Linked DNA regions of Homo sapiens: region 2 is linked to region 1. The links are chromatin contacts, found by Hi-C or POLR2A ChIA-PET in ENCODE. All regions are on one chromosome and are shown on one strand. The core of a region is the stretch at or near the end of the contact, and the rest is flanking DNA. Distances in the headings are between cores, read along the strand shown.

Region 1 (3,790 bases), core at 368-2,867:
CTAGTATCTGTAGTCTCCACGTCTTCTTTATACACATTTTTTATTAATAAAGTTGCTTATTAAAAATATATTACATTAAAAACAATTACGAGTCTGCAACCTGTTCCCCTGTTTGAAAATTGCACTCTCTTGGTTTTTCGTCTCGGTTCTAGTCTTACTACCCTGAACAGAAACTCTTCAGTCCTCCCAAAGGCCATGGTAGGAAGTGGATATTGCAGCCATGTTCACCCCCACCCACTCCCTCGCTGACAACCTGGACCCTGGAGCAGGCTGTCAAAATCAGAGGGAAGTTCCAGATAGAACCCGGGCTGCTTTACCGCCTAGGGCTTTCTGGACAGCGCTACTTCAGATCAGTTACTTTTTTTTCTTTCTTTCTAAATAGCCGGCCGAATGCTCTTTTTCCAGTTCTGGCTAAGCTGTTAGCTGCAGCCGGGCGGCGACGCCTGCCAGGTACCTGGCTCCGTGAGCACCGCCCAAACTGGTCAGGCCAGTCCGTCCTGTGGCTGTTTCTGCCAGGACTCGCCCGAGTGTGTGTGTGCGCGTGTATGTCAGAGACCCACCCTGCTCCCCTGCAACCGAGGTAGGTGGAAGGCAGTTGCAGGCACCAGCCTGGCAGTCAGGCCAGATGGGTGGGGCTGAATTAATCTAACCTGGAATTTCAACTTGGCCTGCACAACAGGTGAGGGAAAAAAGCAGCAGAGAGAACGGGCAGTTTGGCAACTTGGAAATATTCCTGAGCCCTGCCCCTTACCCCCTGCCTGGAACGTAGCCCAGGGTGACTCTTCAAAGTGTCTGCGCCGGGTTTTAGGGCTTAGTCGCCCCACGGCCCCCTCGAGGCTGTCCGAGGCCCTCCTGAACGCTGTCCTCCTCAGTTACCCTCCGCGACGCGCCCGTTCCCCCTCCTCTGGGAGGCAGGGCGGGGGTATCGGATTAGTCTTTGTTTTCGACGCGAAAGAATCGAGCGCGGCGCGGGGGAGGCTGGTGATGGCAGGGCCGTGGGGTCCACCTGGACAGGGCATTCGGCCGTGACCCCTGCGAGGGTGCCCTTAGCCTCTGCCCCCGAGCAACCCCTTCTTGCCGGCCAGGCTGACTCGGTACGCAAACGCGCGATGTCCCCCATTGTCCTGCCTCGGAATGAGCCAGCGGCAGCTGGGACAGGGGGGTCAGTCGGGCCCGGCGCTCAGGCCTCCCGGGGGCGCCGGGGCTGTCCCGGACAGATCTGGCCCGCAGGGAGTGGCAGGAAGTGGGGACACCGAGCGAGGCTCGGCCGAGGGCCTAGGCTGGAAGGTCCGCGTGCCCCACCCCGCCTCGCCGGCCCCGGCTGCAGCCCCGCCGGAGGGCGAGGGTGGCCAACCCGAAGGGGGCGGCCGCCTCCCGGGAGGGCCGACCGCGTGGGTGGGAGCCACTGCAGGTGCAGAGAAGCGGCGGCCGGGCCGGAGCCTGCCCCAAGCCGCTCGCAGGCCGCCCACCCGACCCCTCCCCTCCGCGGGAACCACCCCCCTCTCGCCCGGCCCGGGGCCCGGCCGGGCCGGCGGGGCTCGGCGGGGCCGCACGTGTGCGCCCTCCCGGGCGGGGGAGTCCCCGGGCGAGCACGTGCCGCGGTGCGCGGGGGGCGGGGAGTCCCGCGGACGCCTTCATTGCTGCTGCTGCTGCCGCCGCGGCCGCCGCTGCCTCTTCCTTCCTCCTGCGCCGTCCCCTCCTCGGCCCGGGCGGGGGGCTCCGCGCGCTGAGCTCGGTCGGGCCGGGCGCTCCGGGAGGCGGGAGCCCCAGGCGGCGGCGGCGGCGGCCGCGACGGTGGTGGCGGCGGCGGCGCGGGCCGGGAAACTTTGCCCCTTTGTGCGCTCCGCCCCGGAGGCGGCGGGCAGGTCGGTGCAGTCGGTGCCTTTCCGGCTCCGGAGTGGGGGAGGGGCGGCGGGAGGCGCGGGGGGCCCGGCCCGGGGGAGGGGGAGGGGACGGCCCGGATCCGGCGGGGGGCCGCTCCTCCGGTGCGGGGGGCCGGACTGGGGTGCTGCGGGGCGCTGTGCGGCTGAGCCGGGCGGGGGTGGCGGGGCGGGGGCGGGGGCTGCGAAGCCGCCGGAGCGGAGTGGCGGAGGCCCCAGAACAAAGGAGCCCGAGCGGCGGCGCGCGCGCGGCCCGGCCCGCGGCTCGAGCGCGCCCCCCTCCCCGCGCCCCTCGGCGGCGCGGGCCGCCCTCCCCAGTCGGGCTGGCGGGCTGCGCTCCGGCGGCGGGCGCGGCGGGCGCGGGCTGCCCAGGGCGCGCCCCCACCTCCAGGCGGCTTCCGTGCCGGGGGCGCCGGGGCAGTCCCGCCGAGCGAGGCTCTCAGCAAACTTTATTTTGAAAGCTCAGCTCCCTAGGGAGGGCCCGGCGGCCTCCAGCCAGGGCGTGTGGGGGAATTTTGGTGAAACTCTCACCAGCCCGTGGGGGTGGGGAAGAGGGCAACTTTCTTAGAAATCTCACCTTGATCACCCCCTTGAATCCAGGGCCCCCAGCAGCCCTCAGGCCCGAGGCCGCCTCCCTCAGACAGGGAGCGGGTGCTGGGTGCGTCCTGCCTGAGGTTCTGGGCAGGACCTCAATTGAGCAAGCCCCATCTCTTCCCCCATTTTCTCTTCCCAGAAACAGGAAGAAGTGACACGTGAAAGTTGTCCCTGAGCCCCGAGTGATGCGCTTCCCCTTTCTGTCTTTTTCAGGCAGCACTGCCTTCTCCAGCGTCCAGACCCTGGAGGAAAAATACCAGGAGAAACTGCTCACTCAGCTCTGCCCCCACCACACCCCTACCTGCTCAACTCATGCCTGGGTCCAGGGTGGGTGAGGGTGAAGAACCCACCGGGCCAAGATGATCCCTTTTCTGAGGGCTGCTGCTGGTGTCCTCCCCCAGATCCTGGGCCCCAGCAGGTGGGAGAGTGGCCCCCTACGGAGTCCGATCAGACTGCTGCAGAGGAGGTGAAGAGGGGTTGAGAAGAGGCATCCATCCACGAGACTGAAGCCACTTGCCTTCACCCTTGTAGACTCTTGACTGTTCTAGGCGAGAAGGACCTGTTGGTGGCCTTTGGAGGTGGCAGGAAACGACTGTGGTTCTGCCCCAGCACCTATGACCCCACCTCTGGCAGCATCATGAGCCAGTTTCAGGTGCCCCTGGCCGTCCAGCCGGACCTGCCAGGCCTTTATGACTTCCCTCAGCGCCAGGTGATGGTAGGGAGCTTCCCGGGGTCTGGGCTCTCCATGGCTGGGAGTGAGTCCCAACTCCGAGGGGGTGGAGATGGTCGAAAGAAACGGAAACGGTGTGGTACTTGTGAGCCCTGCCGGCGGCTGGAAAACTGTGGCGCTTGCACTAGCTGTACCAACCGCCGCACGCACCAGATCTGCAAACTGCGAAAATGTGAGGTGCTGAAGAAAAAAGTAGGGCTTCTCAAGGAGGTAAGCCGGCCCTTGCTGGGCTACCCTGTTCCTTCCTCGAGGGCACGGTGATCACGGGGGTCTTGTTCAAGCAAGGCTCGTCCAGTTGAGTCCATTCTCTCATTTCTGATCCTCTTGGTCCAACTTTAAGTAGGAGTGTAACTGACATGTTTGGACTCCTTTGCAGGGCTGACAATTTGTATGAGTAACTGGGTAGAAGGGGGATCTGAGCTAGCACCCTCATCTCTGATGTTTGCATTTGAGGCGGGACTGTGATGTCTACCTTTACCTCTAGAAGTTTCTTGTCCTGCTGCTTGAAGCCTCAGATGTTGTATTTCAAGCTCATGCTAATGCTTGGATGACTTGGTCAGTGAGGGTGTAAGATAAGAGATGGAGG
Region 2 (3,790 bases), core at 887-3,386, 69 kb after region 1:
ATCATCTCAGTTGAGTTTTAGAAAATGGAAAAAAGACTAGAAGAAAATATATGAACAGTGGATTGTCTGTATGGTCGGAGTATGGATGACCTTTCCCTCATGTGTTTTCTGAATTTTCTACAATGAAATTTGTGTTGTATAACCCAGAAATATTTGTGAAAGTGCATGCTAGCAGTAGCATGGAAGGTGGATTGGTGAAGGGTGATAACCCTGTGGTAGGAGACCCGTTAGGAAGCTTTTGAGAGTAAAAGTGTTTATGAAGCACCTGCTCTGGTCTAGGCACCCTGCCAAGTACTTAATAGTCACCACCTCACTTAATCCTCATAGCAGCTCTATGAGGTAAATACTGTCAGTGGCTCCATTTTAGCCATGAGGAAACAGATTAAGTAATTTACCAAGGTCATACAAACTAGTGAAAGTGAGATTTGAACCTAGGCAGTTGGACTCTTAACCACCATGTCATATTGTGATTGAAATTGGTCAGTTGGGAAACAAGTCCTCACTAAAACAATGGTAGTAGAATGAAGAGAACCAACGAAGAGATTTGCTCTGAAACAGCTTCTGGAGGGCCTGAGGTTCATGTTAGGAAAACCCATTCTGTTTTCCAGAATTGTCTGGCCACATGCTTCTCGCTCTGTTGCCCATGCTGGAGTGCAGTGGCGTGATCTTGGCTCACTGCAACCTCTGCCTCCTGGGTTCAAGCAGTTCTCATGCCTCGACCTCCCGAGTAGCTGGGATTACAGGCACCCACCACCATGCCTGGCTAACTTCTTGTATTTTAGTAGAGACGGGGTTTCACCGTGTTGCCCAGGCTGGTCTCAAACTCCTGAGCTCAGGCAGTCCACCTGCCTCAGCCTCCCAAAGTGCTAGGATTACAGGTATAAGCCACCACGCCTGAACAGGTGCTTCTTCAGTTGGTATGGTAGAATTTGTCTTTGTGAATTCAGGCTCAGAACAAGGCTTAGAAATCAAGGTGCTCACTCTGGGATGACAATGGGAAAATCCCATACTCCAGAAATTCATCCCCTCACCAGTGGTAGGTAGAGAGTTATAGGTTAATATAAGGAAGAATTTTCCATAGAAGTGGGGGTGAAATATGGAGACTCCATGAAGCCATCTAAGAGCTGATAACAGAATATGGGAACAACTTTATAAAAGCATACAAGTTCCTATAGCCAAAAAAAAAAAAAAAAAAAATGGTGGGGGAGGGGCCCGGGCGCTGTGGCTCATGCCTGTAATCCCAGCACTTTGGGAGGCAGAGGCGGGCAGATCATGAGGTCAGGAATTCGAGACCACCCTGGCCAGTATGGTGAAACCCTATCTCTACTAAAAATACAAAAATTAGCTGGGCATGGTGGCGGGTGCCTGTAATTCCAGTTACTCTGGAGGCTGAAGCAGAAGAATCACTTGAACCTGGGAGGCCGAGGTTGCAGTGAGCTGAGATCACGCCACTGCACTCCAGCCTGGGCGAAAGAGCAAGACTCTGTCTCAAAAAACAAAACAAAACAAAAAAACCCTCTATTATTCAAGTTATTTGGTAATTTTGCCAAATAAGCAATTTAGCCAATATGAGCATCACCATGTAACCAAAGTCCCCAACCCCTTTATGTAAAAATGATGGGTTTCTGAAGGTCTGAATGGGACTCATATGGATTTTTTTATCTGAATCTTGAAGTTCTAGAATTAAAGGCACCCCTTAAAGCTTCAAAGAAGTAAACTTATAAGCTATGAAAGGAAATGCCATTCTCTAAAAGATAATATGATGTTTGCAGCTTTGAGAATATTTATCACAAGTTGAATTTCTATGTTGAATTATTGCAAGTGACTTGTGGATGTGGATATTTAAAAATACTCATTGGAGAGTCCCCCCCCAACCATCCTATAACACCATTGTCAGAAACAGGACAAGGAGCTATAGAGACTGTTGTTCCCTTCGCCTTTGTGTATTTTGTCTATTTTCAGTAACAGGGAAATTCCCAAGAGGAGCCAGTTTAGGACGGAGAATGAATGCAAATGACTTTTTAGTGGGAAAAGCATCCTTTGTGCTCATCTAGTCACCATCTTAGAGATGAGGAAGGTATCTGTGTTAGTTTGTAAGCGTTGTCCTGATGTCTCTGGGGAGCAGCCAACAGGAAGCTGCAGAGACTAAACCACAGCAAAAGCAAGAGGTTAGGAGGTGTAGATGCTAGTGGTTGCCTTCATAGAAATATGTTGTATTTTTAATCAGTTGATTGTTCTTCCCTGAAGAAGCCACAGGGAAAATATCTCCTTTGCCTGGAGCATGGTGAAAGTCTGGGTGAGGGAGTGGCATTGTCCAGCGAATGTGGCTGATGGCATGTCCATCAGGGAATTTCAAATGGGACATAGTCCTGAATGGAGGACACAAAGTTATTTGTTTACAGTCGTGTAAAGTCTGTTTTCTACAGTTTTTATTTCTATGAGAATGTATCACACAAACCCCCCACCCCACTGCATTGAGATGAAGAGAAACTTCCTATCTTTTAAATGTTTTTTTGAAACAATGACTATTTGGACACCATATAAAGGATGGGGAATCTGACGGTGAGTAGGAGGGTATCAGAGAAAACTTCCTGCAGGAGAGGATGTCTTACTGAGTTTTAAAGGATAAATAGAAGTTTAATAGAGGAACAGGGAGAAGGGACCTGAAGTTTATGCAGATGAAAGACATGTGGAAAGACACATGAAGATGCGGAAGATGAGAGAACATGGGGAAATACAGGTCATGCGGGTGTGACGGGTGTGGAGGATGAAAGATTGGGAGTGGCTGGAGAGGAGAGTTTCAGGGGAAGAGGGGATGATACCAAAGCCAGAGAAACCAGTTTGTAGGCTCAGATGTAGTTCAGGCAAGAAATAATGGGCCTCTGAACTAGAGTGACCTTGAGTAGAAAGGAGGAGGGGAGGGGGCAGATAAGAGAAAGAATAAGAAAAGAATTAACTGCTCCAGTGACTGGTTGGATGTAGGAGTAAGGGAGGAGGAGTGGTCACAGGTGACTCCTGAGGTTTCAGGCTGGGCGACTGGGTTGATGGTGCTGCCTTTCACCAAGGTTAGAAATACTGGGAGGGCAGCAAGTCTGGGTACCTGGCTTTTGAATGTCTGTGGGACCTGGCAGTGTCCATCTGGTCAGATCTGTGAACTGGTAGTTCTTTGGCAGACTGATGGTAACTGAAAATGTTCAGTCCTGATCTTTTCACCAGGCTGACTGTGTAGATCAAAAAGAAGCCCCAGAATGGAAGTTACCACCATTTAGGGGAGAGGAGCTCAAACAGGAGGCTTTGAAGAAAGTGTGGAAAAGATGTGGGAAGAAATTGAGGAGAGGGTATGTTAAAGAACCAATGGATAGTTTCAAGGTCGGGAGGGCTAACAGCATCAGAAAAGAAGGGTTAGGATTTAATGCTGGATTCTTTCTTGTCTTACATTATTTGTTCTATGTGCACCAGTCTTTGCAGTTAAAGCCCAGATTCCTTAAGCACAAGGACTGCATGTTTTTTGTTGTTGTTGTTGTTGTTGTTTTTGAGATGGGGTCTCACTGTGTCACTCAGGCTGGATAGCAGTGGCAGACTCACAGCTCACTGCAGCCTTGACCTCCTAGGCTTGAGCGATCGTCCTGCCTCAGCCTCCCAAGTAGCCAGGACTACAGGCATGCACCACTATGCCTGGCTAATTTTTTAAATTTTTTGTAGAGGAGATGGGGTCTTGCCATGTTGCCCAGGCTGATCTTGAACTCCTGGGCTCAAGCGATCCACCCACCTCGGCCTCCCAGAATGCTAG

Evidence for each region. Hi-C counts contacts between places; a loop is a spot of excess contacts on that map. ChIA-PET counts read pairs that join two places held with the same protein, here RNA polymerase II (POLR2A). Pooled maps may share reads with other maps.
Region 2: a loop to region 1 is called in a map of naive thymus-derived CD4-positive, alpha-beta T cell, with 2.3 times the contacts of the local background. The contact joins the enhancer-like site here to the promoter of TET3 in region 1. A Hi-C loop is called at or near these places in 3 of 168 maps with a recorded cell type or tissue (CD4-positive, alpha-beta T cell, PC-9 and naive thymus-derived CD4-positive, alpha-beta T cell) and 2 of 50 pooled maps. POLR2A ChIA-PET finds 5 or more read pairs at or near these places in 10 of 52 experiments (B cell, BJ, CD4-positive, alpha-beta T cell and 7 more).

What each region holds. Positions count from the first base shown.
Region 1 is chr2:73,983,293-73,987,082 of GRCh38, forward strand. TET3 (tet methylcytosine dioxygenase 3) reads left to right here and starts at 1,618. Exons shown (of 12, transcript NM_001287491.2): 1 at 1,618-1,865; 2 at 2,688-3,414. The coding sequence starts at 3,112. RefSeq lists enhancers at 1-917, 2,811-3,040 and silencers at 1,091-1,780, 1,539-1,737, 2,161-2,330.
Region 2 is chr2:74,051,380-74,055,169 of GRCh38, forward strand. All of the region lies in intron 4 of TET3 (tet methylcytosine dioxygenase 3), which reads left to right. Among named protein-coding and RNA genes, the nearest start is that of TET3, 68 kb to the left of the region's middle. RefSeq lists enhancers at 325-826, 827-1,326. Within about 2 kb of position 2,137, at least 4 of the 41 ENCODE cell types and tissues checked have a DNase peak (open chromatin) inside an H3K27ac peak, as active enhancers do; they include B cell and CD4-positive, alpha-beta T cell, where a contact is called at or near this core.